Linked DNA regions of Mus musculus: regions 2, 3, 4, 5 and 6 are each linked to region 1. A link is a loop called in an ENCODE intact Hi-C map of the cell type or tissue named here. Cell type or tissue: heart. All regions are shown on one strand.

Region 1 (5,000 bases):
TGTTCACCTCTGGAGGGTGACTCCTCCAAACAGGCAGGGTGTTTCTTTGCTTCTAGTGATGAGTTAATAGTCAATTCTGTGTTAATACCCAGTAGATGGGGGAGAAATGTCTGAAGCAAAGCTAGTCTAAAGTGTCTTGTGTCAGCAGAGGCAGAAATGTGCACTGTCGCCACAGCCCACAGCAACTCTGAGAAGCAGCTGGGAACTGCAGCCACTGGGAGACCCAGAGCTCAGCTCCTGGCCACCCATAATCCCAGAAAGGCCGTCATTTGAAATTGCACTTCAGCTTGTGTTTCTCTTTTTGTTCTACAGTTGTAATGCCTAGTCAGACGAGTCTGAGAAGCACAGTCTGCCAGTTGACTTAGTATCCTGTAAGTCGGGGACTCATTTCAGACTTGCTATCTGCAAAACTCAAGAAAAGCTTCAGGGTGACTTCAGCCAATAGGAGGCCTTTGTTTTCCCCCTACTTTATTAAAAAAAAATATTAGAACATATTTGTTTTTGAGAGATGGTTTGTGTGGTGCGGGCTAGCTTGGAACTTAGCTGAGGGTGATCCTGCCTCTACTGTTATTTGCTGGGATCAAAGACATGAGCCTCCATAGCTAGGTTTATGCAATGCTGTGGATTAAACCTAGCGCTTCAACACAGTAGGCAGGCACTCCACCAACTGACTATCCTTGAAGGGCACCTTTAGCCTTCTGAGTCTGCCACTGCCTAATGGTGCAGTTGGAGGAGCTCCTTTAGGCTCTCTTCCTGCATGCCACGTCAGGGCTCCCGGCAAGCTTGCTTTAGCCCCAGAAGCTCGATATACTTGCTTTTGAGATCCCTGAAGCCGTTAAATGAAATGCCAATAAAATGCTATTTCTCGAGGATTGGGCTATGCCCCACCTATAACCTTAACTAAAAATGGTTCTGGACTATCTGTTCCAGGAAACAGCAACCGTGCCTCTGTTTCAGAAGGTTATTATGACCATCTGCTGTGACGCCTACCTTGTTATGACCCCCTTATTATGACCAACTTGAAATCATGCTTTTGTTTTAGGAGTATGTTATGGCCAACTTGTTATGCTTCTATTCTGCTTCTGTAACCCTGCCAATTTTGCCTGCCAAATCCCCTATTTGGAAATCCCCTACCCCTCAGAGCTAAAAACATCTTACCTTCCTCACATACAGTGTTGATCTCTTGAGCCCTGCCTTAAGAGGGAGACAGCCCAGCTTATGTACATAAATAAGAATCATAATTATAATAATAAAAGCTTGCTTTAATTGTTTGTTTTAAATAATCTGGCCATGATGATTTGAGTCGGTGGTCTTTCTCTTTGAATCGTTGAAAAGAACATGGCCTGCCTCAGTTTCCTTGTCTTTAAAATGACAATTTCACTGGAATCATCCTCATGAGGTTGTTTAGAGAATTACATGAATTATTAATATACAAACGCACATGTGACAGTAGTTAGCACATTGGCCAGAGTCGTAGGGATTTTATTGCTACGATGAAACATCATAACGAAAGAGCAAGTTGAGGAAGATTGGCTTACACGTCCATGTTGCTGTTCATCACTGAGGGACGTCAATGCAGGAACCCAATCAGGACAGGAACCTAAGACAGGAGCTGATGCAAAGGCCATGGGGAGATGCTGCTTACTGGATTGCTTCCCATGACTTATCCAGCCCCCTTTCTTACAAAACGCAGAAGCATCACTGCAGGGATGGCACCGTCTACCATGAGCTGGCCCCTCCCCCACTGATAAATAATTGAGAAAACGCCTTACAGCTGGATCTCATGATGACATTTTCTCAACTGAGGCTCCATCCTCTCTCAGGACTCTTGCTTGGGGCAAGTTGACACATAAAACTAGCCAGTATATCCAGAATCTACATAGGGCTCAGAAGCAGTCTCAAAGGCACAGCTTGCCCTGTGTCCAGAACTTTCTACTGTATGTAAAGCCTTCTGAGTTTGAAAATTGTTTAAAATGAGGCCACCTGAGTTGCTCTGTGCCTTGGAGAGGTGGAACCCCAAAACAGAACAGGCAGCAGGTGTCTTGTTCACTCAGCTCCAATGGCATGATTCCTTGGCTTCCTCTATAGGCTGCAATCCCACAGGCCTGAAACCCTACGGAAAAGAAGGGAGAGGCAGAGGAACTCTGGAGCCCTGTGCTGGTCTGAAACTGCACAGGCCTTGGAACACAGGCTCTGATGCACTCCCAGCCAGGCCAAAGGACAAAGCAAGGAAACCAGTTATCAGAACACCCAGCTGGCTCTCACTGGATGACTTCCTGCTTCTTGAGTTGAAAAGGCTGATGGTGTTCCTAGAGACAAGCAAGAGCCAGTTGTCACAGGAGAAGCAGCATGGCAGTGTGATTCAAGCTGTGACCTTTCAGAGACTCCAACTGTGTCTGGGTTTTCCATTTGCAAGCCCATAGCTAGAAACTCTACCTCCTCAGCAGAAAGTGTCCTCTTCCCAGCAGTTCTCCACTCCGGCCAGCAGATGGTGCAGTTTCCCCTGCGTTCCAGACAGTGTCTTGCTTTAAATCTGAAAGACAAATTGCCTATTTTGCTGGTAATATAAAAAGTAGAGGTCAAAATATCTTAGAGACGACAAGTTGAAAGATCTTTAAAACCTTTGCTTTTGTAGACACTAGATGAAATATGTGTTGTGATTTACAAAACTTTTATCTTATTATCTCAGCCCTCCCCCCAAAAAAGAAAAAGATCAAAATTGATTTTAACTTCCTTTTGGAAAAGGGCTTCAGCTGAGTCCTCCCTCTGTGTTTGACTGGCAGACTTTAAATTGAATTATTCGACTCTCTACTGTTGTATTGTATTACTAGTGTTTTAATGATATTGATAATGAGAAACAATAGAGTTTTACAGGCACTATCATGCTTTAGCCCCACAACACAAACTAGATGCCAGAATACACACTGATTGTATAGCCAAACCCTGAGGCTAAATCAGCACGCACATGCTTAGTGTGTCAGGGCAAGAGCTACTAAGAGTTAGTTTAATGAAAAGGTCGTTATCTTAAGTAAAAGCATGGTTGCCATCCCATTTAACTGTTAATTCTGCTATTTTCCCATGCCCTGGTTAGCTAAACTTAACACAAGACAGATTGTACACTAAATTACCAACAATGGCAGCTACAACGCTGGCAGCACTTACTCTGCATTGGGTGCTATGATGAAAGAAGCTTTAAAATCCCACAACAGGGCGCCATGGGGATGGCTCTGTAGTCAAAGCCCTTGCTCTGCAAGTGTGAAGATGCAGGTTCAGATCCCCAGAACCTATGCAGATGCCAGTTGAGTATGGCAATCTGCCTGGAAGGCAGGGTTTCCCAGCACAAGCTGGCTAAGGAGACCAACCATATAGGAAAGCTCTGGGTCTGACTGAGAGATGCTGCCTCAAGGTATGGTAGAGAGTATCTACCTCAGTCCTCAGGCCAACCCCCACCACACACACACACACACACACACACACACACACACACACACACACACACAAATGGAAAACCAGATTTGGTTACTTAAAATCCACAGCAGTGTTGGTGGGTAGGAACTGCCTAACAGTCATGTCACTGGTAAGAGAAATGAGGCCCAGTGAGGCTTAGTAATGTCACTTGCTAATTCCAGCACTCATATCTGCCACTTTCCTATTAGTGGCCTCCTGTCTTTCCTGTCATGGTTGCCTGACTGAATTTGCCTCTGTGTATTTCTTGGTTTCATGGTGGCATCTTCTTTAGCCTGAGATTTTCGCCTGGTAGGGCATTTTCTGGGTGGTCTGTTCTCTGTCTCTCTGCCTTTAAATGGGTTTTGCCTCTGAGCTTATGCCCACGCTGCCACTGAACAGTCCCAGTTGGTTAGTCTCCAGATTGATGCTACTAACAGACTTAATATCCCAAGATCACCTCATATTTCCACAGTATTAGAGACATCGACTATTTGGTGGTACAAATGGGCATGCAAGATGATTGTCTCAGTAGAGTGACCTCCTGTCTTTTTTTTTTTTTTTTTTTTTTTTTTTTGAGCATGTCTCTGCTCTGTCTCAGAAGCAAAGGAAACCGTGTTTCTCTCTCCAGTCAGGCAGAGACCTCTGAAGCTTCAGCTTCTACTTCAGCAAGGAGCTTCTTCAGGTCCTTACTCCCACCTATGCAGCTTCATTTCTGTTTGCAGACAGGACTTTGGGCTTCTGTTTGGAGGAGATCAGTACAACTTTGCAAATGGTGTTAAACTTCATTTAAATGAGTGGGTTTCCGTTGCTTGTTGTAGTTGTTATTTCTGGGTTTTTTGTTTGTTTGTTTGCTTGTTTGTGTTTGTTGTTTAAAATTTAAGACCTGGTCTCCTGTAAGCCAGGCTACCCTGACCTCATTATGTCAGAGAATGACCTGGAACTCCTGGTCTGCCTGCCTCCCCCTTCCGAATAGCAGGATAACAGACATGCACCGTATTCCTGGTTTATTTGCTACTGGACATGGAATCTGGGGCCTCTGCCATTCTGCCAACTGAGTTAAGCACCCTGCTCTGAATCTTTGGATGTTGAAAGTCTCTCTTTCTATATACAATGAATCATCTGTCATGTGGGCTTATTTTGAAACCTCATGGACATTTCTATCTCATGAAGTCTGATATTGCTGAACAAACAATTGGTAGCTTTGTCAGAAATCCTGCTGCCTCTGAAACTGAGGCCCTTGTCCTCATCTCCATTGCCCTCAATCCTCACCAGTGGTCTGCACTACATACACTTCCTAAAAGTTGCAAAACCTGACTAAAGTAGGCCAGTCCTTCCATCCTTCTGTCTGGATAAGGAAACTTAGTGCTGAGGATCAATTCTGTTGGTGGGCCACTCTCATGTTTTGGATTTGTCTTCATGATAGGGAGTAATTCTCAATATCTAACATCATTCTGGAGAGTGGCAATATCCAGACTGTGTCCTGGAGCAAAGAGATAATGTGGCAGGCAAGTCCGCTTTCTGCTCAGTTAGCTCAGAATGCACCCTATTGCATG
Region 2 (5,000 bases), 780 kb before region 1:
AGCTTAGACAGCCAGTTCCCACAGATGCCAAGGTAAGGATAGTATGTACAATCTACTTTCCAAACACAGGGTTGAGCATGTTAGAGTCCAGAGTCCAGCAAACACTCAGCTGGTGTTTGCTCCTGTGTTGTTTGGATAATGTAAGGTACTGCCCAGACATGACTGAGTGAGCCTCTGAAAAGCTTCCAAAGATCCCACTGCAGTACTGACTCTGGTAATAGCTGTCCCAGAAATAGGGCTTCCCTTTCAGCATGCATGTCCCAGGAAGAGGCTGCTCCATGACTGATACAGGGACTTAGGTTAGGATGCAAACAGTGTCAGTGCTAACAAAGTGAAAAAGACAGGGATGTCCACTGACTCTGTCCACGGAGTTGGTTGCATAGAAGGAGAAAGAGGTGGGTGGACTCGATAGTTTCAAGCCATGGGACCTATAATAGTGATGGCATGTGGTCTGAGAGATACAAACTGTGGATATTTAAAGGGCTTTGCACTGGGCTTGTTTTGGTAACCACTAGAGCTAACTCAGAATGGTCTCGGATCTTAAAAGGGTTCTAGGGCTTATATCTCACTGCATTCAGTATGGGAAACACCAGAAATACAAAGTTCCAACTTGGAAATTTGGTATAGGAAAAGTACATTTGAACTTCCTGTTTTTTCTCCCTGCCCCCGACCCAAATTACTAAAGTTATATTTGCAGAAGTTTTCTGTGTCAGCCAGCTTGCACAAGGGTGTGGGGAAAATGTTTTAAAAACCAATGTAGCACAGCCAGAGTCGGAGAGAATAATAAATGGTAAGTGCGCACACACTTGTATTACTTTTTTAAAATGAGGGAAGGATAACTGGATGGTACAATTGGGGACCACAGTCCTCACCAAGGTGGGCAGGGGACTGTGATGCCTGATAGCAAGGACATTCAGGAATGTTGGGGAAGGAGCGGAGGGAAGCCGGAGGGAAGCCGGAAACATTTCCAGGCCTGCTAGTGCCTGAAACAGTGAGGAGAGTCATCGAGCAGGCAGAGGAGAGGAGAACCTCCCCCGAGAGAACAGGCTTTGTGCGTCTCTAGAGAGAATGGCCATGGGAGAGCCTCCGGACACAGGCCGATGGGGCTCAGGTGAGGCACATGAGAGAAAAATATCTCAGTTCTGAACGAAAATTGAAGGTTCTGACTAGATCCTCAACCATAAAATGAACCCCTTCATAAAGTGAAATGGGGACAAAGAGCTCTGACACAGGAGTGATAAAGAAAACTGAATATAAGTTAAAGTACAAATCGCAAGAATTGTCTTATTAACTACATGTCTATATTAGTATTGCTTTAAGGAGCTTGTGCTTCAACGACCGTTGGCTTCGGTGTAGAGGGGAGGTCCAGTGTGATTATAGGACCCGGGACTCCCAAGGACTCTGCCATTAGGGTGGCCGGAAGAGAAGGAATAGACTCAGACACACGGCAAACAATGAAACAAGTAAGTCTGGGCATTTTAAAATGCCAAGCAGATCCTAAAATACTATTTGATAGGCCACCATGTTTACAGATAATTAATTAATTAATTAGTTAATTAGTTAATTAATGTGCCTCACTCTCAGAGGTCAGAAGAAAACTTATTAGGAGTCAGTTCTCTTCTTTACCACAGGGACTCTAAGGAACTCAGCTTGGGTCATCAGGCTTCATGGCCAGTCCTGTACTTGCTGGCCACTGTCCTAACCTATCTGGGAGCCAGAAAAATGAAGTCATGGCACATGGACTGTCAGGGCCCAGCAGAAGTGAGCTGGGGCTGCAGTTCTGTTAACCTGCTTAGAGGAACTGGGGCAAGATGACTCCCCAGGCCTTGGGTTTTCTCACTTGCAGAGCTGTCTCCTACTCCTACCAGTTAAGAGTAAGCTAATGTAGGAGTGGCCAGCTCCCTCCCTCTCCCTCCCTCCCTCTCCCTCCCTCCCTCTCATTGCCTCTCCCTCCCTCCCTTCTAAGAGAGAGAGCATTAGCTGTGGATGACAGCTAGCTGTAATTTCTAAACAAAAGTCACATGAAAAAATGGGTGCTCCTGAACAGCGTAACTAAAATGGCTTTAAATAAGGAGAATATTTTTGAAAATAAAATCAGTTGAACACCTTTTACATGCTCTGCACTGATTATTAATTAAAATTACCACTCAAGTTAAAATCTCTAAACCCTGTCACTTTAGTAATGCTTTAAGAACTACCACTGAGATGCTACAACTGCGAATCCAGAGAAGTAACACTATGTATTCTGATCACCATAACAAAAGCCACAGGCTGATTTTACAGAGAACCTGGGTTAGAGGCTCAGTTCCCCTGCCCTGTCTGATGTGCTCAGTTCCCCTGCCCTGTCTGATGTGCTCAGTTCCCCTGCCCTGTCTGATGTGCTCAGTTCCCCTGTCCTGTCTGACCTGCTCAGTTCCCCTGCCCTGTCTGATGTGCTCAGTTCCCCTGTCCTGTCTGACCTGCTCAGTTCCCCTGCCCTGTCTGACCTGCTCAGTTCCCCTGCCCTCTCTGATGTGCTCAGTTCCCCTGCCCTGTCTGATGTACTCAGTTCCCCTGCCCTGTCTGATGTACTCAGTTCCCCTGCCCTGTCTGATGTGCTCAGTATTTGATGCGATGTGATTTTCTCCTTGCCATTTGCCCTCCCCTGAGGGTCGCCATTGACAGTTGATGTGAAAAAGACATTGTGACCATTTTAAAATAAGACCTAGAATTTGCCTTGCTTAAAACATTTTAAAAATCATTCTATAGTAATCCCCACATCAAGTAGAGATTTTCTCCTTTGACATACATAGAAACTGGGTTCTCAGAAACTTAAGTCACTTACCCAGGGTTTTAGTTAAGAACACAGGTATAAGTCACTGGGGGTTTCTGAGTTAAAGTTCTGTGATGCTTCCTAAAGTCATGTGACAAATCAAAAGACTTTTCTTAAAGTATTTCAAGAGTAATTAGAGGGGAATGAATGTTTAATCACACTGAAAACAATTCAGGGAAGAGGAACACAATAGAGAGCTTTAAACATTGTGAAACACTGTAGCAGGGTTCTCAGTCGTCTGAACACACACTCACTTTATGCTTAGAACAGTCTAGTATCGTTACTCTGCCCCAGTCTCCGACATATATAATGGGTGAAGGCAGGGAAAACAGTTGCCACAGTTTTCTAATATGTGAGGGAGGAAAGGAGCATTTGCCATACAAAGTATTAGCCAGAAAAGCTCTCCCGTTTATAGATATTTTGCAGCTTAAATCTTATTGAGATTCAGATGATGATTCTATACTTGGCAAGTTATAACTTTCAGAATAGCAAGTCATAGATTGCTTTTAGAGTTTAGTTATATTTATACTATTGCCCTATATATCTCTAAGCCAACAGATGCACACCAAAGCTGCTCATGGGTATCAAAGATCCAAGTTATAGAAAACAGACACTGTGTCAGCAGTGGTCTGATGTCTAGTCACATAGAGATGGAGGCTCAGTTAGCTGAGGCAAAAGTCTAAAGACATTTACTCTCTACTTTCCTGGCTGGAAAATGGAAGGCCTGATGTTTGTGGGCGGATGATGAACTCAACCCTCACTGCACTAGGCAGCAGAGATACCAAACTAGCCTTCAGGAAGAAAGCCAAGCCTGACAGGGTGGAAGCCACACCCTGCAATAAGACCAAGCTTTCCTAAACTCACCGTCATTTCCTGCACTGCCTGAGGGCTCTTTTAAAACCGCTCAAACTCAATGCACAGGCAGATCATTCGGCAGACACTGGATCAACTGACACGGTCTCTTTGTTAAATGTGCTGCCGCTGCTGCCTCTGGCTCTTCTAACCTAGCAAAGGCCCTGAGACAGGTGCGTGACAGGGCTTCTGCTGCCAACAATTTTGAGTAAAACCTAAGAAAGATGGTGACCAGGCAGTTTTAGGACAAGGCACTCAGGCTACAAAGAGAGAACATGGACTTTGTGGGAGCAGGGATCTTTGCTTTGTGTACTGATGGACTATGTAGAGGTACTTGATAAATGCATGGCAAAAGCAGAGGTCTCCTTGTGGCACCTAATAGCCACATGGGGGACAGCAAGACTTTATTCCACCCAGAATCCTCGATGCTTCCTTGAAGCATGAAAAGTATATGAAAGCCAATATAAGAAGAATCTTATAAGTGTTCATATGAGATTTATGTTCTATGATAGGCATGGTTGGCCCTGCTGTAATTTCAGTACTCAGAAGGTTAAGGCAGTAGGACTGCAAGCTGGAGAATAGCACTGGCAACACAGTGAGCCTCTATCTCAACACACACACACACACCCTACCTCATAAATATAATGTATATTTATGAATAAACATATTTATGTATAGATAGACTCTCATAATAATTTAAGAATTTTTTACTAATAGCCATTACTGTGTTGAAGCTGGTAAACCCCTGGCTCTACTTAGCTTTTATGATTGACAAATGTCCCCATGATACAACTCACAGACCAAATGAAACCCAGGAAGAAGGAAGACCACACCAAAGTGTAGATACTACAATCCTACTCAGCGGGGGAAGAAAATAATCTTGGGAAGTAGAGGGAGAGAGGGAACTGGGAAGAGAGGAGGAGGAGGGTAAAAAGGGGGGAGCTAGGAAAAAGCACAGAGGGTCAGGAATTTGAAAGGAGGTGAGTAGCAGTGGGGGAGGGGGAACTGGGGGCAGTCACTAGTTAGAAAGTCCCAGATGCCAGGGACCCAAGAGGTTCCCAGGACCCAACAGGGAGGACATTAACTAAAATACCTAACAAAGGGGAGAGAGAACCTGTAGAGATCTTATCCACTGGATAGGCACTGCCGCAGGGTGTGGGATGGGGCCACCCACCCACCTCAAAAATATTAATCCAGATTTCCTCCTGTCTAAAGAAAATGCAGGGACAAGGAGTGGAGCAGAGACTGAAGGAAAGGTTATGCAGAGACTGCCCCACCTAGGGATCCATCCCATCTGCAGACACCAAACCCAGACAGTATTGCTGATGCCAAGAAG
Region 3 (5,000 bases), 790 kb before region 1:
TCCACCTCCCTCCACCCCCCAATGCTAGAGATCAAACTTGGTCTATATTGATAGGCAAACATTCTACCACTGAGTTACATTTCTAGTCACTTAAGAAGATAAATTTTAAATGATGTTTTGGAGGCCAATTGCATCAGCTAAGGGCCTGACTGGAATATTTTGTGACTTAAAAAGCAAACATTTATCCAGTCAGATTTCTTCAGCTACAACATCCAACAGAAACTCAGTGACACATGGTTCATGCCCTATAACCTTTAAAGGTTGAATGTACACAGGTGTGTTCAGTAAATATTCAACATTAAATATTCTTGAATGTTCCAAGCTTTCACTCATATTGGGCAAGTAGATTACCCCCACCTCAGTCAATAGTCTTCACAGACATTACTTTTATGATTCTTGTTTGCTAGTATAAACCTTTAAAGTTATTTAGGAGTGGTTCCTTAGCAGCAGTAGTAGTAGCAGTAGTAGCAGCAGCAGTAGTAGCAGCAGTAGTAGTAGCAGGTAGTAGTAGCAGCAGTAGTAGTAGCAGTAGTAGTAGCAGTAGTAGTAGTAGCAGTAGTAGAAGTAGTAGTAGCAGCAGCAGCAGCAGTAGTAGTAGTAGTAGCAGCAGCAGTAGTAGTAGTAGTAACTACCATCTAGGGAACTCTTGTCCTTGGTCTGGTTCCTAAACTATTTTAAGGTCCAGCTCTTTAGGGGGAAATGCTAGATAGTCAGACATGGATTGGTAGCCTGAGAGGTAATTTAAGCTTTGAACTCAACACTAGAAAAGTAATTATAAACTTTACCACCCATTGCATTTAAATTACCACAGGAGTAATAGGAGGAATCTGAGCTTTCTTGAGGTCTATTAAGGAAAAAGTATTTTCCCAAGTCAAAAGAAAGCAGCCTATGTCTGGCCCTAGGTGGAGACATTCTCACCTCCTCCAAAGAGGTGACGTCACACACTGTCTTGGTGGATTTGTAGACAACCTGGCCAGGAGATGCCCCCCACATAAAGCTAACTTACCCGGACCTAAGTGATGGGAGGAATAACTGTCCCCCTTAAAGGGATTACATCCATATTCTTTCCGAAAATCTTTCCCCTATGTAGTTGTTTGCAGAGCTTCCAACATGTAGCCCTGAGGTCTGGGCGTGCTTTCCCGGACCTGGCTCTCCATTGTTCTCTGAAACTATTCTACTCTTCTGTCAAGTGAGTGCTTACTCCCAGAACTTTACAATCTCTTCCTCTTCTCTATTCTTCCTCCCCACAGCTGCTAAGTTTTGCAGCTCGCTTACCCTTTTGTTTTGCTCTCAAGCACTTATAAAATTGTCCTTAATCTTCTTTTTGAGTTTAGAGTTTAGGTGCTCTTAAAGAGACTCAGAACCCTAGTTGCCCAGGTATAAACTGGTTCCATCTTGTTTGCCAGGGTATACAGGGCCTACCTCCCTATCAATGCATTGTAAACTTATGTATAAAAAGAGCTTTCTGGGACAGAGAGATTGCTCAGCAGTGAAGTGCTTTGGCTGCTCACTCAGAGAAACTACATTTGGTTCCTGGCACCTACATTGAATAAAATACATCCCACTTTAACTCCAGATCTAGGGATTGGCCACACATGGCATACATACACAGACAGATATACATGTACACAAACATAAAAGATTTTTTTAAAGAACATTCTAACTATGATTCAGAGTACATTTGCTAAAGGCTTTATACAGTACTGTGGCAGACTAAAATCTCAACTTGATTACCCCAAGTTCTGGGCACCTTCTCCAGTTATGTGTGTGATGAATTTTCAAGTATACTCATATTGTACTCTTCTGCCTTCCTTTTAAAAACTCTATGTAACTATAGAGAGAAGACACATGGACACACCCAAGTGCACACAAAAACAGCTCACTGTGCTTACTTTACATCCCAGCTTTATGTTGTGGCAGTACTGTAGCTCATAGGTTTAATTTATAGCCAAGTGTAAGACATTGGGCTTAGCCTTTCTCATGCATGCAGCCCTTTTCTGGTTCTGAGCTTCATTACAGATGGCTGAGGCTGGAGTGTGGTGGCTGGATAACTTGGGCATTACCTGAGCTTCTATCTGATAAGAATTCTATGAGGCAGAAAAAAGCCAGTGTCATTATCCTAAGATTTTTTTTTTTATTGGAGAAACTGTAGCTCACAAAGAAAGTTAAATAACTTTCCCACGGAGGCAATCAAATTAATGTCAGAGAACACAAGTATTTAAAGCCAGAGCTGTTCTCCTCAGCGGCAATACAGCCTCTCTCTTCTCCACTCTTTGCTACACACCTTTAATACAGGCATCCCATGTTTCATACAGGCATGCTATGTTTAATACAGGCATGCTATGTTTATGCAGGTATACCAAGCATCTAAACTGCACTTTATGTATATGTATTTCTAGACACATCAACAAACCAGCAAATATACTTTCCAATCATGTTTTCTTTGAATTGCCAACTTTTGAAATGATAACATAAATCTTTCAAACTGAAATTAGCAGGAAGACAAGGGATGAGTGGAGTGAAAGAATAAGGAAAGTCAACAACTTGGTTTGAGTAAAGAAACATAAGATCAAAAATATCAACTGCTAATTGTGGGGTGGGGAAAGCCCTTCACAGCCCCAGCTCTGCCTCTTTGCCTTTCTCGTACAGCAGGTGGAGCTCTGGTACCGTGTGAGGTGACAGGATGCCTCTCCCTCTGAGGAGGAAATCCAATCCACTCTAAGCATCTCCATTTTCTTTTGCATTTCCAAATGATCCCTTTTCTGGGTTTTTGAAACATTTTTCCTCTGTGCTCTGAGACCCCTCTGGCCACAGTACCTACACCTCTTTTCTCTGCCTCGACAGAGGGTTACTGTCTTCACTGCACAGCCTTATGGGGCACTTAGAAGAGAAAATTAGAAGATATAGTTGCACAAAGCAGCCTGCCTCTCTGTGTCTCTCTGTGGAGACTTTTTCCATCTACTGAATCTATTTTTTAGACTGAAAATTTTCCAAAACAGCTACCACCAAATCTTCATGTTTTCAACTGTAATTCTGTGGAAAATGTTGTCAATAATTTCCCATCAAAACCTTATTATAGAAATTTAAAAAATTTTTTATCTAAAACAACAAAAGGAGTTAGAACATTTCTAAAATTAGAGTATTATTTTTATTAGGAACCATTAGGGGAATCAACTATTGGTATTTTACTAAGCCAGAATAAGCTAGCTGCATTCAGATCACTCGCCCTTCTACTCACAGATAGGTGCAGCCCTCACTCCTTTCCAAGGAAGCTCCTTTTGATGACACATAGAGACTATCTCAGAACTACAGTTGGTCAAAATAAAGGCGGTGCCTGACAATGGGATGCTCACAGCCAGTCGCTGCACCATACTTGAGGCTCAGGAAAAAGCATGGCAGAGGAGATGGAATAACTGACCGTAAGAGCCAGCAGATCAGCTCATCTGCTGCTAGACTGTGTCTTCTAGACACAGCAGTCTGTTCCCATGAGATCTCAATGCTATGGCTGCTTAGATAAGACCCACATAATGGCAAAACTAATGAATATGCCGATGCAGGTAGGGAAACCTCGCAAGGCCTCACTCCTACATGAAGCGGCATAGGCAGTCTAAGGTTGATGAGAGACGGAGAACCAGCTTTCTCTGGGGAGCAGCTACCTGATAGGTTATCAAATTCCAAGTGGTTGGAGCACATTGTATATACAAGCAACACTAAATGGATTCAGTAGATTTTGTATGTGAGTGAGTATGCATGTATACATATGTAGGTAACTAATAAAGAATAGATCTGAAATTTGAGAAAGAATGGAAAGGACATAAGAGGAGTTGCAGCATAAAGAGGGAGGGGACTGTTATAAATATAGTACTCTAGTATGAAATTCTCAAAATAATACATTTAAATTAAAAAGAATATCTAAAGTTCATCTTCAAACAAAAGATAAAGATCTAATATGACTATAAAGATTACTTTTCTTTTGTTTTGTTTGTTCTGTTTCGTTTCATTTTGTATCATCCCGACTGAGTGATCACAGCCTTAGTTAAATATTTATTCTAGGAATATAGATGAAAGTTGGTGCAAGTTAGACAGCTTTGTAGAACAGACTGCCTCCCAGATGTTGATGGCCTCAGCTAGTCAGTCCTAGGGAAACTGTGTAGGAGAGACCATGCTCTCTGCCTGCTTTTGGGTGGGGCAGCAGTCCTCTCCTTTGTGATGTGGAGTCACGCCTTGACAGGTCTTTCAGTCTGAGCTGAGTCACCCACTCCAGGCACTCCACTCTGCTCCCTATGGATTATGGGACTTCTCTGTCTCCATCACTGCACTACGTTCATAAGCCAAAGCCATAGAAGAAAGACACAACACAGGTACCAGGAATGCTTCTCTGGACACCCTAGAGTAATATAATATATTTACTAATTTTATGTTACTCTTTTGGCTATAAATGAATCAAGACTGTCTTTACTTGTGAGCATCCCTTCCTGAATAACACCAGATTCTGTTTCATTGCCAAGCAGTGTCATTTCCAAACTTATTTATACAAATACATGTCACCTACTAACAAACTAAGTACCAAACCAACAACCAAACAACAACAAAAGACAGCTGTGGTTTATGCTAACTGCAACAAATGAGCAAAAAGCTGTTATGGAGAAAATTTTTATTTACCTTAGTAACATATCTTAAACAGATTTTTCAGGCCAGGTGTATAAAGGAATCTCCTCACTGCCTACTGTATCCTGTGCCAAGAAAACAAACAACAGCAAAGATCTGGTCTGAAGCTGTTTATTATTGATCAACAAAGATGACAGGAAGCTAGCACCAGAATGTAAATAAGCTTTCTCACCAAGAACACTCTTTTTTTCCTACCAGAAGCTTTCACAGAGGAAAAGCACCGTATTACACTGTGGTCCAACTTCCTTATCTCACAGCAATGGCCACTTTGAACAACACTGTTCTCTGATTTTAAAAGCTCTCAGGTGTTACTTTGTTTTTATAATACATCA
Region 4 (5,000 bases), 1.9 Mb after region 1:
ATATACAACAAACCAGTAGCCAACATCAAACTAAATGAAGAGAAACTTGAAGCAATATCACTAAAATCAGGGACTAGACAAGGCTGCTCACTCTCTCTCTCTCTACCTATTCAATATAGTACTTGAAGTCCTAGTCTTAGCAATTGGACAACAAAAGGAGATCAAGGGGATATAAATTGGAAAGAAAGAAGTCAAAATATTACTATTTGCAGATGATATGATAGTATATATAAGTTACCCCAGAAATTCGACCAGAGAAATCCTAAACCTGATAAACAGCTTCAGTGAAGTAGCTGGATATAAAATTAACTCAAACAAATCATTGGCCTTTCTCTCCACAAAGGATAAACAGGCTGAGAAACAAATTAGGGAAACAACACCCTTCACAATTGTCACAAATAATATAAAATACCTTGGTGTGACTCTAACTAAGGAAGTAAAAGATTGTATGATAAGTACTTCAAGTCTCTGAAGAAAGAAATCGAAGATCTCCCATGCTCATGGATTGGCAGGATTAGTATAGTAAAAATGGCTATCCTGCCAAAAGCAATTTACAGATTCAATGCAATCCCCATCAAAATTCCAACTCAGTTCTTCACCGATTTAAAAAGGGCAATCTGCAAATTCATCTGGAATAACAAAAAACCTAGGAGAGCAAAAATTATTCTCAACAATAAAAGAACCCCTAGTGGAATCACCATGCCTGTCCTCAATCTGTATTACAAAGCAATTGTGATTAAAAAAAAAAAAAAAAAAAAAAAGCATGATACTGGTAGAGTGACAAACAGGTAGATCAACGGAATAGAATTGAAGACCCAAAAATGAACCCACAACCTATGGTCACTTGATCTTTTACAAAGGAGCTAAAACCATCCAGTGGAAAAAAGACATCATTTTCAACAAATGGTGCTGGCATAACTGGCGGTTATCATGTAGAAGAATTCGAATTGATCCATTCTTATCTCTTTGTACAAAGCTCAAGTCTAAGTAGATCAAGGAACTCCACGTAAAACCAGAGACACTGAAACTTATAGAGGATAAAGTAGGGAAGAGCATAGAAGATATGGGAACAGGGAAAAAAATTCCTGAACAGAATATCAATGGCTTGTGCTGTAAGATCAAGAATTGACAAATGGGACCTCGTAAAATTGCAAAGCTTCTGTAAGGCAAAGGACACTGTCAATATGACAAACTGACCACCAACCAATTGGGAAAAGATCTTTACCAATCCTAAATCCAATAGGGGGCTAATATATATATATATATATATATATATATATATATATATATATATATATGAAGAACTCAAGAAGTTGGACTCCAGAAAAGCAAATAACCCTATTTAAAATGGGGTAGAGCTAAACAAAGAATTCTCAACTGAGGAATACCAAATGGCTGAGAAGCACCTTTAAAAATGTTCAACATCCTTAGTCATCAGGGAAATGCAAATCAAAACAATTCTAAGATTCCACCTTGAACCAGTCAGAATGGCTAAGATTAAAAATTCAGGTGACAGCAGATGCTGGCCAGGATGTGGAGACAGAGGAACACTCCTCCATTGCTGGTGGGATTGCAAGCTGGTACATGCACTCTGGAAATCAGTTTGGAAGTTCCTCAGAAAATTGGACATAGTACTACTGGAAGATACAGCAATATCTCTCTTGGACATATACCCAGGAGATGCTCCAACTTATAATAAGGACACATGCTTCACTATGTTCATAGCAGCCTTACTTATAATAGCCAGAAGCTGGAAAGAACCCAGATGTCCCTCAACAGAGGAATGAATACAGAAAATGTGGTACACTTACACAATGGAGTACTACTCAGCTATTAAAAACAATGATTTTATGAAATTCTTAGACAAATGGATGGATCTGGAGGATATCACCCTAAGTGAGGTAGCCCACAATCACAAAAGAACACACATGATATGCACTCACGGATAAGTGGATATTTGCCCAGAAGCTCAGAATCCCCAAGATACAATTCGCAAAACACATGAAGCTCAATAAGAAGGAAGACCAAAGTGTGGATACTTTCATCCTTCTAAATGGGGGAACAAAACACCCATGGAAGGAGTTACAGAGACAAAGTCTGGAGCAGAGACTGAAGGAATGACCATCCAGAGACTGCCCCACCTGGGGATCCATCCCATAAACAACGGCCAAACCCAGATTCTATTGCAGATGCCAACAAGAGCTTGCTGACAGGAGCCTGATATAGCTGTCTTTTGAGAGGCTCTGCTAGTGCCTGACAAATACAGAAGTGGATGCTCACAGTCATCCATCGGACTGAGCACAGGGTCTCCAATGAAGGAGCTAGAGAAAGTACCCAAGGAGCTGAAGGGGTTTGCAACCCCATAGGAGGAACAACAATATGAACTAACCAGTAACCCCAGAGCTTCCTGGGACTAAACCAACAATCAAAGAAAACACATGGTAGGACTCATGGCTCTAGCTAAATATGTAGCAGAGAATAGCCTAGTTGGTCATCAATAGGAGGAGAGTCCCTTGGTCCTGTGAAGGTTCTATGCCCTAGTATAGGAAAATGCCAGGGCCAGGAATGGGTGTGGGTGGGTTGGGGATCAGGGGGAGGAGGTGAGGATAGGGGATTTTCAGAGGGGAAACTAGGAAAGGGGATAACATTTGAAATGTAAATAAAGAAAATATAATAATATAAATAAATAAATCTGATAGGTTAAAAAAAAAAAAAACCTATGCCACACTTAAAACATAAGTTCCCCCTCTAGTGGCAGGGACGGGTACAGCAAGGGACAATTACATTTCATAACTTCAGAGTTTTCTAATCATGTGCTCTAACTGCTCTGATAAATCATAAGTTTGTTTTTAAAAAATACTGGTAATAATAACACAGTAGCTAGCAGAGCATTTCCCCTGGAGATCCAGCACTTCCTCTCTCCGAAGTTCTAAAGCAATATAATACTGGCATAACAAAAAGAACAAGGTGTGACCTGTTACGTGAATGGAAGATCCACAGACTAGCAGGTATATTTGAATATCTAATGAGTGCAGCTGTGGGAGAACACAACACCTTACCGTTGACCACTGAGTACCTCTCATGGGCCACTGTCAGGTTTCCTGGGTAATGATCCATCTATGGATTACCCGACAGGCATTTGGGCCTGGGTCTTATTCCACCTTCTCCTCAGAAGCCAGCTCCCACTATGAACTCACTTTCAACAAGACACCTTTCTTATAGAATACGTTTTGTTTCCAAGCTCCAATTAATTTTAATTTTAAACCTGAGAGAGAAAATTACCTTTTCAGATTGGAAACCACAGTTTGTGCCTATTTTCCACTTCAGTTTACATATGAAGCATTTCACTGTGAAGGTTCTGTGCTCAGCACTGATAAATTTGAAGATGGATGGGAGAACTCAGTGGGGAAGGCATGAGGGTGGTGAGAGAGGCTGTAACAGATACCATGGAAGTACATTTCCACTCAGAGGCCAAACATGCATGTCAAAAGCATCTGGGGACGTTCATGTGCAGACATGGTTCATGGCTCACTTGAAAAGCATTCATGAGGCCATCTTTCAGTCCACAGTACCATGAGAGTGGAGAGAGGAGGACCAGAGATGAGGGAGATGGGGAGAAGGGATGAGGAACAAGGTCAGAGGAGGGCAGAAGATTGTGAAAGAACGCTGAGTCTGGATGTCCTTCCTGTGTACCCTCCAGAGGGTGGGGAATAGCCACCAAGTCACATCATCCCACATTCCCGAACCAGATCATTTTTTATCACAAAGATGTAGTTTTCTTTTTCAGTTTATCCCCCAACCAGAGCAGAAGCTAGCAGACATTCTACGCATTCACTAGGTATTCATTCATTCTACATAGTCTGGGACCTTGCAGGTCAAGCACACTCTGAGCCACAGTCGGGGAAGACTGACGTCATAGCCAAGGGAACATATGATCTAAGGTTCTAGGCCAAGTGGGCATGGCTAGGTAAATAACAAGAATAAACTCAAATCCAAAATAAGATTATATTTTTGGTAGATTTACTCTCTTAAAGCTTGCCTATAAATGACAATAAGAACTAAATTTGAAAATATATGACAGTAAATACTTGTTACGTGTGCATCAGAAGAAAAGGTATTATAACAAAATATATAGTTTTGCTATTAATAAATAAATATATCTATAAAGCTCCAGTAAGGAGAAAATCATATTTTAAAAGTTATAATATTAGCTGTAATTTTCTTTAGAATTTGTTTTAATAGTTTTGCTTTTCTAATCTTTCAGTTTTCTATGCCAGATATATATTCTTTATACTCTTTAGAAGAATTGTGTTGTTCCTATTTTTATTACATTTACTTATTTAATTAATTGTGTGTGTATGTATGTATGTATGTATGTATTTTTTTATGTATGTATGTGCAGGCATGCCTCAGCACCCTTGTGAAAGCAGAAGACAAATTTCAGGAGTTGGTCTCTCCTTCCACATTGAGCGTGGGATCAAATTCAGGTCAACAGGCTTGGTGACAAATGCCTTAACACATTGATCCATCTCACTGGCTCAGAAACATTTGGTTTTAATGGAGAGAAAAAGTTGCACTCATAATTCTGCATATATGAAATCGTCAAAACAAACAGAGATGATAGGCTTGCATGGGTCTATCAACTTGTTCTTAATACCAAAGGGCAATATTATTCTTACATCTTAAGGCTTATCTGTGGGTGGTATGAGGGTTATTAACACACAGGGAAGAACTATATTACCTTAGTTAGAGTTACTATTGCTATGGTGAAACACTGGGACCAAAAGCAAGTTGGGGAGGAAAGGGTTTATTTCAGCTTACACTGAAGGAAAGCAGGGCAGAAACCTGGAGACAGGAGCTGATCCAGAGGCCATAGAGGAGTACTGCTTACTGGCTTGCTCCCCATGGCTTGCTAAGTCTGATTTCCTATAAAATCCAGGACAACCAGCCCAGTGCTGGCCCTACCCACAAAGGACTAGGCCATCCCCCATCAATTACTA
Region 5 (5,000 bases), 350 kb after region 1:
ACATACACACAGATACACACACACAAATAGTAAGTATTTGGGGATTTCAGGCCCATATATGAACAAATCATCACAGTTATTTCCCAGCAAAATTTTACCAAGGTCCAAGCATGTTCAGCAGTTCCTGTGCTGGGTATCATGGAGGCAAAGAATGGCCTTTCTACAAAATTTGTAGATAGAAAATACAGTCTCTGAACAGGACTTGGTCTTAGGACTTTCAAACTTAGTTGCTCTTCCTCTCTGTGAGATGTGTAAGCATCTTATGTCTGATTCACCAAGAAAAAACTAAGAAGTTGTAAAGTAAGACATTTCTGGTACTGCAGCCCTTCTACCAGGCAGTTCTGTACAGAAGGCAAAACATGAAGAGTATTTCTCTAGATAATCCCAGAGGGGTGTTGAGCAGGTAGAAGAACATAAATGCTGAAGGGACCTCTTCCAATTCTACAGCAGACACAAAAATCTAACTGAAACAATGAACACAGGATATGAATAGACATTTCTCCCAATATAATTGAACAAAAACCATGGACAAATACCCAACATGATTAGCTACCAGGATGGAAAATCGAATCAAAACCACAGGGAGCTCACACTTCACAGACCTTGGGATGAGTAATCTTGAGAAATTAGAACAGCTGTCTTCATGACGACTCGGGGAGATGGGAATGATGGTTGGAAATGTAAATCGGAGTGATGGTGTTAGAAACGACCTTGGCACAATCTTCCAGAATTAAACATGGAGTTGTCATATGACACAGTAACTACATTCCTAGTTACTTATTGAAGAAGAATGAAAATATATGTCCACAAAATAATTATAAATGAAAAGAGCTATTCTTGGATTATTATTAAGAAGTAAAATATTGAAACAACCTGAATTTCCATTCGACAAGAAACAGACCTACATTCAGTCCTATGGGAGAATATTCTTTGACAACAAATGGAGAGGTTTCTGCACATCAGGAAGAAAAAAAAAGTTAAAAAACACAGAACTCCTGAATGGAAGAAATACTTGCAATATGTCTATAACATATTTAAAATATCTTGAAGCTTAGACAATTGAATAGCAAATAATATGTCTAAATTTCAAAGATGGTAAAGGTGTTATACAAAAAAGCTTTTTGCAGCATCAAGGCTGGACACTAAATTGTTCTGCATTCTGGGCTTATGTTCTATCACTGAGGTACATCCCCAGACTTTCTTTCCAAAGAAGGAATACAAATAGCCAAGAGGTTTATGATAAAATGTTAAATGTCATTAATCATCAGGGAAGTGCTAATAAAAACCACAGGCTATCACTTCATACTTGTTAGGCCAAGTATGACAGTCAGTAGAACAAGAGGAACACTTGTAGATTGTTGGTGGGGATGTAAATTAGTGTGACTATCATGAAAAAGCACTAGTAGGAGTTTTCAGACATTTAAAATGAGGACCATTATACAACTTAGCGATCTGAATTCTGGGTATGTATACAAGAAAAATAAGATTATTTCCAAGAGATATGAAGATCTCCATGCTTACTATAGCATTATTCCAAGATAAAGAAGGGAAGTGTCTACCTAAAGACAAATGGATGAAGAAAATATGTATGTATGTATGTATGTATGTATGTATGTATGTATGTGTGTGTGTGTGTATACATGGTACACACAAACATAATTTGGTCTTAAAATAGAAGGAAAATTCATACTGATAATAACATATATTAACCTAGAGGACATTAAAAATAGAAAGACGGAAGACGAATGTGTACCACTTCACTCATAGGTTATGGTGGTTTGAATAGGTTTGGCCTCCATAGACTAATGTGTTTGAACCCTTGGCCCATAGGGAGTGGCACTATTAGGAAGTATGGCCTTGTTGGAGTGGAAATGGACTTCTTGGAGGAAGTGTGTCACTCTATAGGTAGGCTCTGAGGTCTCCTATACTCAAGATCTACCCAGTTTAAGACAGTCTTCTCCTTGCTGCCTTTGAATCAAGATGTAGAATGTTCACCTCAATGTCTAGCACCAGGTTGGCCTGTGGCCATGCTTCCTGCAATGCTAATAATAGAATAAATCTCTAAACTGTAAGCCAGCTCTAATTTAAATGTACTTTATATAAGCATTGCCTTTGTTATGGTATCTCTTCATAGCAAAGGAAACCATAACTAAGACATAAGTGGGATCTATAAAGGTTCAACTTACAGAAACAAAGAGTGGACCAGCAGTTCCCCAGCTCTGAGAAGTGAAGATCTGCTGGTAAGGTGTAAAATTTCAGATATAGGGTGACTAAATTCTGACCATCTGGTACCCCTAATGGTGACCACAGTCAATAATTTATTGTATATTTCAATTTTCTTAAAAGATTATATCTTTTTCCTACAAGAAAACTAGTAATCACCTGTGGTGATATGCTAGATATATTAACTTGATTATGCTAATTGCTTTACAATGTATACATCACATGTCATCATACTGTGTACAATGTATACATCACATGTCATCATACTGTGTACGTAGCGCACACACACACACACACACACACACACACACACACAATCATTCCTGACAAAACTGGAACAGAAGTACTTGTACATAATAAAGATGGTCATCCATGAAAATTTGAAACTTGAGATTACTAAAATCTCAGTGGATCACATATCATTAAACTATAGAGTTTAAGTAAAAGAGCTGCATAGGATTTGAATGATATTTCAGTAAAGTTGTATTCAAAAAGGGAAGATTCAATTTAGTGGCTGACAAAGGTTCAGCCAAAAACAATGACAAAACTTATTTTTAGTTCAGCTGAGGTCAAAAATAAATGTGACTCTTTTATTACTCAGGTGCACTGAGCCTTTCTACTCTCTTGTTCTGATAATCAAAATGTTAAAATGTGTGGGAAGGTCTAGAGAACAGGGAGCCATCAGGGAGTTCTTCAGAAATATGGACAGAGTGAGGACTGGGTGAACAGTGGCAGCATTTTCAAAATTACCATAAACATCAATCTGAGAAAACAGAATGAGTTGGTTTTCAGGTGGGCACTTTCATTAAACAAATGGCGCCCAAATGCCACTCTTAAGTCAAGAGAGGGCAGGGTGACATTTACAAGACTCCTGGAAGCCCAGTCCAGACGCTGGAGCTTTCCTAGCTCTGCAGTGGAGCACTTTGCACTTAAGGAAACTAACACATAAAGTGTGTGGTAGAAATTCAGGGGACTGAAGGCAGAATGCAGGACTGGGTGTTAATGATGGCCAGTGACAACCACAAGGATGGCAAGGAGATGGGGACAATGAAGCCTGTTTTCTTCTTGCTTCCCATGTGAATGTACAGCCCCATGAACAATCAACACCATAAAATAGTGGTCAAAAATGGGGTAGATTTCCTATGATGTTCTAGATGGAGAATTAGTACTTATCATGAAAAGTACTTACCATGCCTTAAAATTAAGAAGAAAAAAAAAGAAAAAAGAAAAGCTGGAAGAAAAAGGAAGTCCCAGGAAAACACTTCCTTGGTTGTATTTTAGAACTGCATCAGAATCGTCCATCTCAAACTTCTGGGACAGATTGGGTAAAAGCAATAATTTCATAAAATCATGGAATTTTCTCTTTAATTAAGAGAAGATGTGGGACATGGTGGCACATGCCTCTAATCCCACCACTTGAGAGGCAGAGGCGGTAGGATCTCTGTGACTTTGAGGCCAGCCTGTTTTGCAGAGTGAGTTCCAGGATAGCCAGGACTACACAGAGAGACACTGGCTAGATAAACAAACACACACACACACACACACACACACACACACATACACAAACACACAAAACAAACAAATCCCAACACAACAACCAAAATAATATAAAACAGCAACAAAAATACAAAGAAGAAAACAAATAAACAATGGGCTGAAGAGATGGGTCAGAAGTTCAGCTCTTCCAAAGGTCCTGAATTCAAATCCCAGCAACTACATGGTGGTTCACAACCATTCATAATGAAATCTGATGCCCTCTTCTGGTGTGTCTGAAAACAGCTACAGTGTATTTACATATAATAAATAAATAAATAAATAAATAAATCTTAAAGAAAAATCAAATAAACAAAACTGAAGAACAAACTGAGGACAGTATTTTGGAACCTTGTAAAAATCCCAGAGAGCTATCCCAGATATTTTTTGACCAGCTAAAAATATGAATTACATGTAGTCTGGCAAGAAAAGCTAATACAATCTGGTGTGTTACTTAACTTTTAACTTTCAACTTTGCATAACCTAGGATTACCAGGGTAGAGAATCAAAATTAAGGAATTGTCTAGATCAGGTCAGCCTGTGGATATGTCTATGAGGCATTATCTTTATTATTAACTGGTAAGGCAAGGACCAGCCCACTGTGGGCATCATCATTCCCTTTTAAGGGGGATCCTGAACTGTATAATAGAGGAAAGAGCTAGCTGAGAGCAAGCAGATAAACCACAATGTGTTATTCTCTTTTTGTTCTTGACTGTGGGTAGGACTAGCTGCTTGAGTTCCTGTCCTGATTTTCTCAAAATGATGGAATAAATGCCAGAGCATTTTATCACAGTAACAGAAGTAAAGCTAGGACACTTGGTAATTTTGAAAGCCAGTGATAAAACTCAAAAATTCTAAGTTTGTATCATTCAGAATAGGGGCATTATCAGAAGCAATAACTTTGAATACCTGATCACACAATTTGTATGACTGGGTTAAACCAACTAATGCCTGACATATCTTTTATATGTGTGTTCTAGGCAGTTTCAACTTTAATTAAATATGAATATCAAAAGGCTTAAATCTATAAAAACTTATTTTAGTAATTCTAGGTTCAGCTATATCTATGAGTTTTTAAATTTCTCTATTTCAAATTATCTGGTAGATATTACAAAGGCACAGTTTGAGTCCTTTTTTACTTAATTATTATGGAAAGTACATTAATGGGTAGGAAATGCAATAGGTTAACTTACTTTACTAATAGAAATACTATAAGGACAAATTGCCACCACTTAAGGGATTAT
Region 6 (5,000 bases), 460 kb before region 1:
TCGGGAAACTCTCTTTGCTTTTCACGGGTCTAGGCTTCATCTCTGCTTCAGTAAACATTAATCCTTGATTGCTTCCCTGGACTACATTTTTCCAATGAATTGTGTTTCTTCTAATGCCCCAAGGAGCCTGGGAACCAGGGCTTCCATTTCCTCAGGAAGTCTCTGACCCTCGTTCTTTTCTGATGACTTCCTGCTGATACCCATCTCAGGTTTGGGTCTTTTGCCAGGTGCACTCTGCTTCTTACCACTGTGCTCTGATAAACCTTTATGCTAGAGTTATAGAGTCTGATATGTATTTGGCTCAGAAGAAACCTTTATAGGTGAGATGACATTTCTGAAAAATGAATCCCAAAAGTGCGACTTATGAAACTATTTTTTTTCCTTGTTGGTGTAGGTTGTAAGCGTGCTAAGAGTCCCTTCCCGTTTCCATTGATTTCCTGTGGCTTGCAGAGAATTTTAGGCTAACACTTATTTTTGGAAATCAGCAGTCATAATTCTCAGGGACTAATTTTAGCTCTTGAATGCCTAATAAGTCTTGCTGTTGATACATAATCACTACATTGGTTTTCAGCTGATACAATGGGAAGCGCTATGCAGCAGATCCCTTTACAAGAATGTTCACAAACCTTGTCAAATGTTGCTAACACCCAATTTTCCTGTTTGGGTGTTAGGGTTGTGTGTATCACATGGATCTTTGAACTGATCAGACTGTGCAGTTAACTACCATCAGGGTTCTTAGCCTACTGATCATAAAGATTGTGCTCAAAGCAGAAAACAGTTCTCAGAGAGACTGAGAGACATATTCAAGATGTTCATGGGTAGTAAGATGACCACAGGTACTTTCACAGTATTTGTGAAATGATTATACGGTCATAATTAGAATTTAATAAGTGTTTTTGATTTTGTATAATGCTATTGTGACTCTTGGCATGGTTTTGATGCTACAACTGAAGACATTGAAGACACACTTTGAGCACAGTGTAGCTCATTATGAACAGGCCTAGAGGAGGAGCAGCCTGGTTGTATATTTTAATGTGCCTTATGGGTGGAGGGAATTTTTTGCAGTATTAATTATTCTGCCTGTACCCAATGTTCTAATTACCTTTAGCTCTTTAAAAGTAATTTGCAGCATATGGACAGCTGTTTGTATAGACAGAATTATGCATTTCTAAAATCTTTTCTCTTGCTTTTGGGAGTTGCTCAGTGGCTTTCTTTCCTGCTTTCAGCTCCTCCATTTGCAGATTGCAGAAACACAAAGGTGGCTGAAGCCGTTCTGACATAATGCTGTGCCTACAGTTGTCATGGTGCCATCAAAGCAAGTGTACAAAGGCTTTTTTAGTGGGATTTTTTTGTAGTGACCTTCATTTGATGGATGAAAGACCAGCATCCATAGAACAGAGGTTCTGTTCTATCGTTGATGCCTTTGTACAAATTTGTAGCTAAAAGGTGTGGGAGTTTTTATCCTTGCTTTGGCATTACATAGTCTGCTGAGCTTCCTTCTACCAAAAAATTCTAGAGCTATTGTTCTTGTAATTAAATATAGTTTTCAGAGTTTATGAAGGGGCCAGAGTTTCAAATTTATGAGATCTTGTTTCATTAACATATATTTATATATGTATATATACACACACACATATATATAGTGAATTATTTATTACACTCAAATATCCAGAGGAAACTTCCCCAACTGTTATGAGTGAAGCACCAAGTTCTCATATTAGTAAATACAGCATCATCAGGCTCTGTAAGTTTCTGTAATATAAACTATCTGCTTCATTCAGTTAAAATGATCCCATATGGTAATATACTTGTGAAAAACCACAAGTGAAATTACTGTTTAAAAAACTAAACAAACAAAAAATCCAAAACTAAACAAAACCCAAACAAACAAACAAACAAAACCCAAGCCATCCCCTGACCCCCCAATCTCCTTGTATAAGAAAGTCTTTTTTTGTTTTGCTTTAAGTTTGAAGAGAAGCCCCCTGGTCTTGCAAACTTTATATGCCCCAGTACAGGGGAACGCCAGGGCCAAGAAGTGGGAGTGGGTGGGTAGGGGAGTGGGGGGGGGGTATAGGGGACTTTTGGGATAGCATTTGAAATGTAAATGAAGAAAATATCTAACAAAAAAAAAGAAAATGAAAAAAGTCAAAAAAAAGAAAAGAAAAAAAAGAAAAAGGAAAAAGAAAGAAAGAAAGAAAGAAAGAAAGAAAGAAAGGAAGGAAGGAAGGAAGGAAGGAAGGAAGGAAGGAAGGAAGGAAGGAAGGAAGGAAGGAAGGAAGAAAGAAAGTTAGTTGTCTCCAGGGAACAGACAACTGGCTAGTCTTTGGCCTGAATGATTTTTCTGAGTTCTGACCAGCAGGGTGCAGTATTGAATCTTAGTTACTGCTCAGCGGGTCAGAAGGAGAAGAAAGTAGTTATGTTCCTTCCAACCGGCTTAATTTATACATCCTAGTAATTGGACATTTCTTTTGGACGTGACTAGCATGCTTGATTCAATTCTCAACTCCCTGGGTTCTAGCCACTTCTTTTCTAGTACCAGTGCATGAACTGAAGGTTCACACGAGGGAGTGTTACCAGCCTGGGAGACTGAGGGAGAAGTTGATCATTTTTGTTATAGGAGAATCATGTTGGTAGTAGATGCTGCCAGACGCTCTGGAGCAGTAATTCTCAACCTGTGGGTGGCAACCCCTTTGGGAGTTGTATGTCCAATGTTCTGCATATCAATATTTACACTATGATTCATAGCAGCAACAAATTACAATTATGAAGCAGCAGTGAGATAATTCTATGGCTAGGATTACCACAGCCTGAGGAACAGTATTCACGCACCCAGGCATTAGGAAGCCTGAGAATGACCCAGGAGAATGCTCCCAAACTTAACATTTGGGGCTCAGTTGGCTCTGCACCCACTTCTGTTCCTGCTTTTCTGGGTTGTCATCACAGTTGGGTGACTAGTTACACTCTGGCTATAACAAGGAATAAAGAGACATTCGATAGATTGTCACAGATTGTGAGATATTAGATTTTTATTGGAAAACAGGGATATATTTCTATTCTTAGGAGGGGGAAACATAGTGCCTTCATCTGAAAGCATATTGCCAAGAAATCATCTCAGTGTTCACATGGGAAAACAGTAGGATATCTATGAAAACTTTCAGAAACTTGTTTGTAGAGCCATGTTGGGGTGGTAATTGCATAAATATAAAAATATACATCTAGTGTTAGTTGTCTCAAGGAAGGAATCAGCAGTGTAAACTTCTAGCTCTTCATTACTAGACATTCATTAATGGTGTTTTAGAATTCTTCCAATAGTTTTTCAAGTAGTTTTAACTGCTAAAGAAAAACTTCCTAATAAGTTAAATACAATAAATAAATAAATAAATAAAATAGAGTATTGAGCATAAGGCTAATAAATGTGTGACCCATCATAACCTTTCCCGAGCTTAATGTACAGAAACTGACCTTGCCTCGGGGCAGTATGAGTAGGGGATATTTGTTATCTTTTGTTAATTCCATTGTGTGCAAATGATTACAAGGAGCTTGTTGTATTCATAACTAGAGCAAAGGAAGAACAAATAATTTGTCTTGTGCAAAGAGTCTGGTTAATTTAGTAGAAAACTCACCAACACCTTCTTGTTACAAATATAACATTGTAGGGAAGAAGTAATAGAACTGGTCATGTGCATTCATGGACTTCCTGTTTAAAAGTCAGCTTTAAGGTATCAGCACCCATTCACTCTCTACAGGATGCTTTGCATTGTGCATATGGATATCACCTTGATACCCCATCGTTTTCATCTTTGCCCAGACTCCTGTGTGCCTGTGATTAGAATAGCTGCTGCCACTCCTTTATGTTCGTCTACTTTAGGGATTGGCCTGCCTGTTGAATTAGCTTGATTGAATTCTCCACACTATAGAAAAACAACTCCAACAAGTGATAAATATTTTTAATTAATTTGGGTTGAAAAACTTCATACATGAGGACTATGTTTACATAATCTCCTTCCCTCTGGCAACCCCTTCAACTCTTCCCATGCTCCCAGACTCAAATTTATGAACTCTTCTTCTTTAATTACACACATACACACACACACACACACACACACACACACACACACACACAGACACAGAGACAGACAGACAGACAGACAGACATCTCACTGAGCCCATTTAATGTTGCTCATATGTATATATGTTTTGGTTGACTATTTGGAATTAGATAACTTATCAGGGTGTTCATACCTGCAGAAAGTAGATTTCTTTCTTTCTCAGCAGTCATTGATTGATTAGAGTTCTTCATCTAGGTGGAGTCTGTGAAAACTCCCCTATCTATATCAGCATGTCATCTAATTTTATGATTTATTGTAGGACTTATTTAGGCAGCCATATTGTTGAGATTTTTATAGGCACAGCTTCCCTGTCATGCCTAGAAGACACTTTGTAGCAGCAGATGTCTTGATCCTCTGGCTCTTAATCTTTCTAATTCCTCTTAAGTAATTTTCCCTGAGCCTTGGGTAAATGTGTTGCTAAACACCACCAAATTACTTACTTTCTGCATTCTGATCAGGATAAATATATTCCAGAATATAGTCTGGAATTATATTGATTTAGAAAAATGTCAGTAGTAGGTTCTCCTCTAGGGTGTGAGATCTCTCTAGTCCTTGGTAGTTGACTAGGTTTATAACAAGACATAAATTCCCTCCTACTGAGTGGACCTTAGGTCTAATGAGACAGCTGTCGGTTTTCTCCAATATAAAAGTGTCTCTAATGAGATATCTTGCTAGGCCAGTCATTATTGCAATGCATAACCTTTACAGTTGGATAGGACAATTGACTGATTTTCTCCCCTGGCCATTTACATAGCAGCTACGACAGCTAGTCTTTGATGCTACAAGAACTAATCCTCAGGAAGAAGGTTTCCTGGTCAGTTCCACTCATTCCTTCAAGTTCTGTATCCAAAATATGTGATGTCTTCTGCAATAGAGTCTTAGGTTCACATT

Evidence for each region. A loop is a pair of places that touch in the nucleus more often than their neighbours do. Peaks named below come from ENCODE experiments on the same cell type or tissue, not always from the same donor. Only the 100,000 strongest peaks of a DNase experiment are listed, where the experiment ranks them.
Region 2: it touches region 1 in a loop (3-fold over the local background); 5 of 42 quality-filtered maps call a loop at or near these places.
Region 3: a loop joins it to region 1, with 4 times the contacts of the local background. A loop is called at or near these places in 5 of 42 quality-filtered maps.
Region 4: it touches region 1 in a loop (5-fold over the local background); 8 of 42 quality-filtered maps call a loop at or near these places.
Region 5: a loop joins it to region 1, with 2.3 times the contacts of the local background. A loop is called at or near these places in 3 of 42 quality-filtered maps.
Region 6: it touches region 1 in a loop (3-fold over the local background); 6 of 42 quality-filtered maps call a loop at or near these places.

What each region holds. Positions count from the first base shown.
Region 1 is chr14:9,391,173-9,396,172 of GRCm38, forward strand. No RefSeq gene overlaps it. Among named protein-coding and RNA genes, the nearest start is that of Gm41097, 55 kb to the right of the region's middle. In heart, a CTCF peak has its summit at 2,487 (motif pointing right); a DNase peak (open chromatin) is centred at 2,319; H3K27ac peaks cover 342 bases.
Region 2 is chr14:8,612,177-8,617,176 of GRCm38, forward strand. The region is part of intron 4 of Cfap20dc (CFAP20 domain containing); the gene reads right to left. Among named protein-coding and RNA genes, the nearest start is that of Cfap20dc, 52 kb to the right of the region's middle. In heart, no CTCF peak of the experiment used is centred here; no DNase peak of the experiment used is centred here.
Region 3 is chr14:8,606,095-8,611,094 of GRCm38, forward strand. The region is part of intron 4 of Cfap20dc (CFAP20 domain containing); the gene reads right to left. Among named protein-coding and RNA genes, the nearest start is that of Cfap20dc, 58 kb to the right of the region's middle. In heart, a CTCF peak has its summit at 2,640 (motif pointing right); no DNase peak of the experiment used is centred here.
Region 4 is chr14:11,304,521-11,309,520 of GRCm38, forward strand. No RefSeq gene overlaps it. Among named protein-coding and RNA genes, the nearest start is that of Mir5124b, 25 kb to the left of the region's middle. In heart, a CTCF peak has its summit at 2,760; no DNase peak of the experiment used is centred here.
Region 5 is chr14:9,742,410-9,747,409 of GRCm38, forward strand. The region is part of intron 5 of Fhit (fragile histidine triad gene); the gene reads right to left. Among named protein-coding and RNA genes, the nearest start is that of Gm41096, 220 kb to the left of the region's middle. In heart, no CTCF peak of the experiment used is centred here; no DNase peak of the experiment used is centred here.
Region 6 is chr14:8,932,864-8,937,863 of GRCm38, forward strand. No RefSeq gene overlaps it. Among named protein-coding and RNA genes, the nearest start is that of 4930455B14Rik, 270 kb to the left of the region's middle. In heart, a CTCF peak has its summit at 2,374 (motif pointing right); no DNase peak of the experiment used is centred here.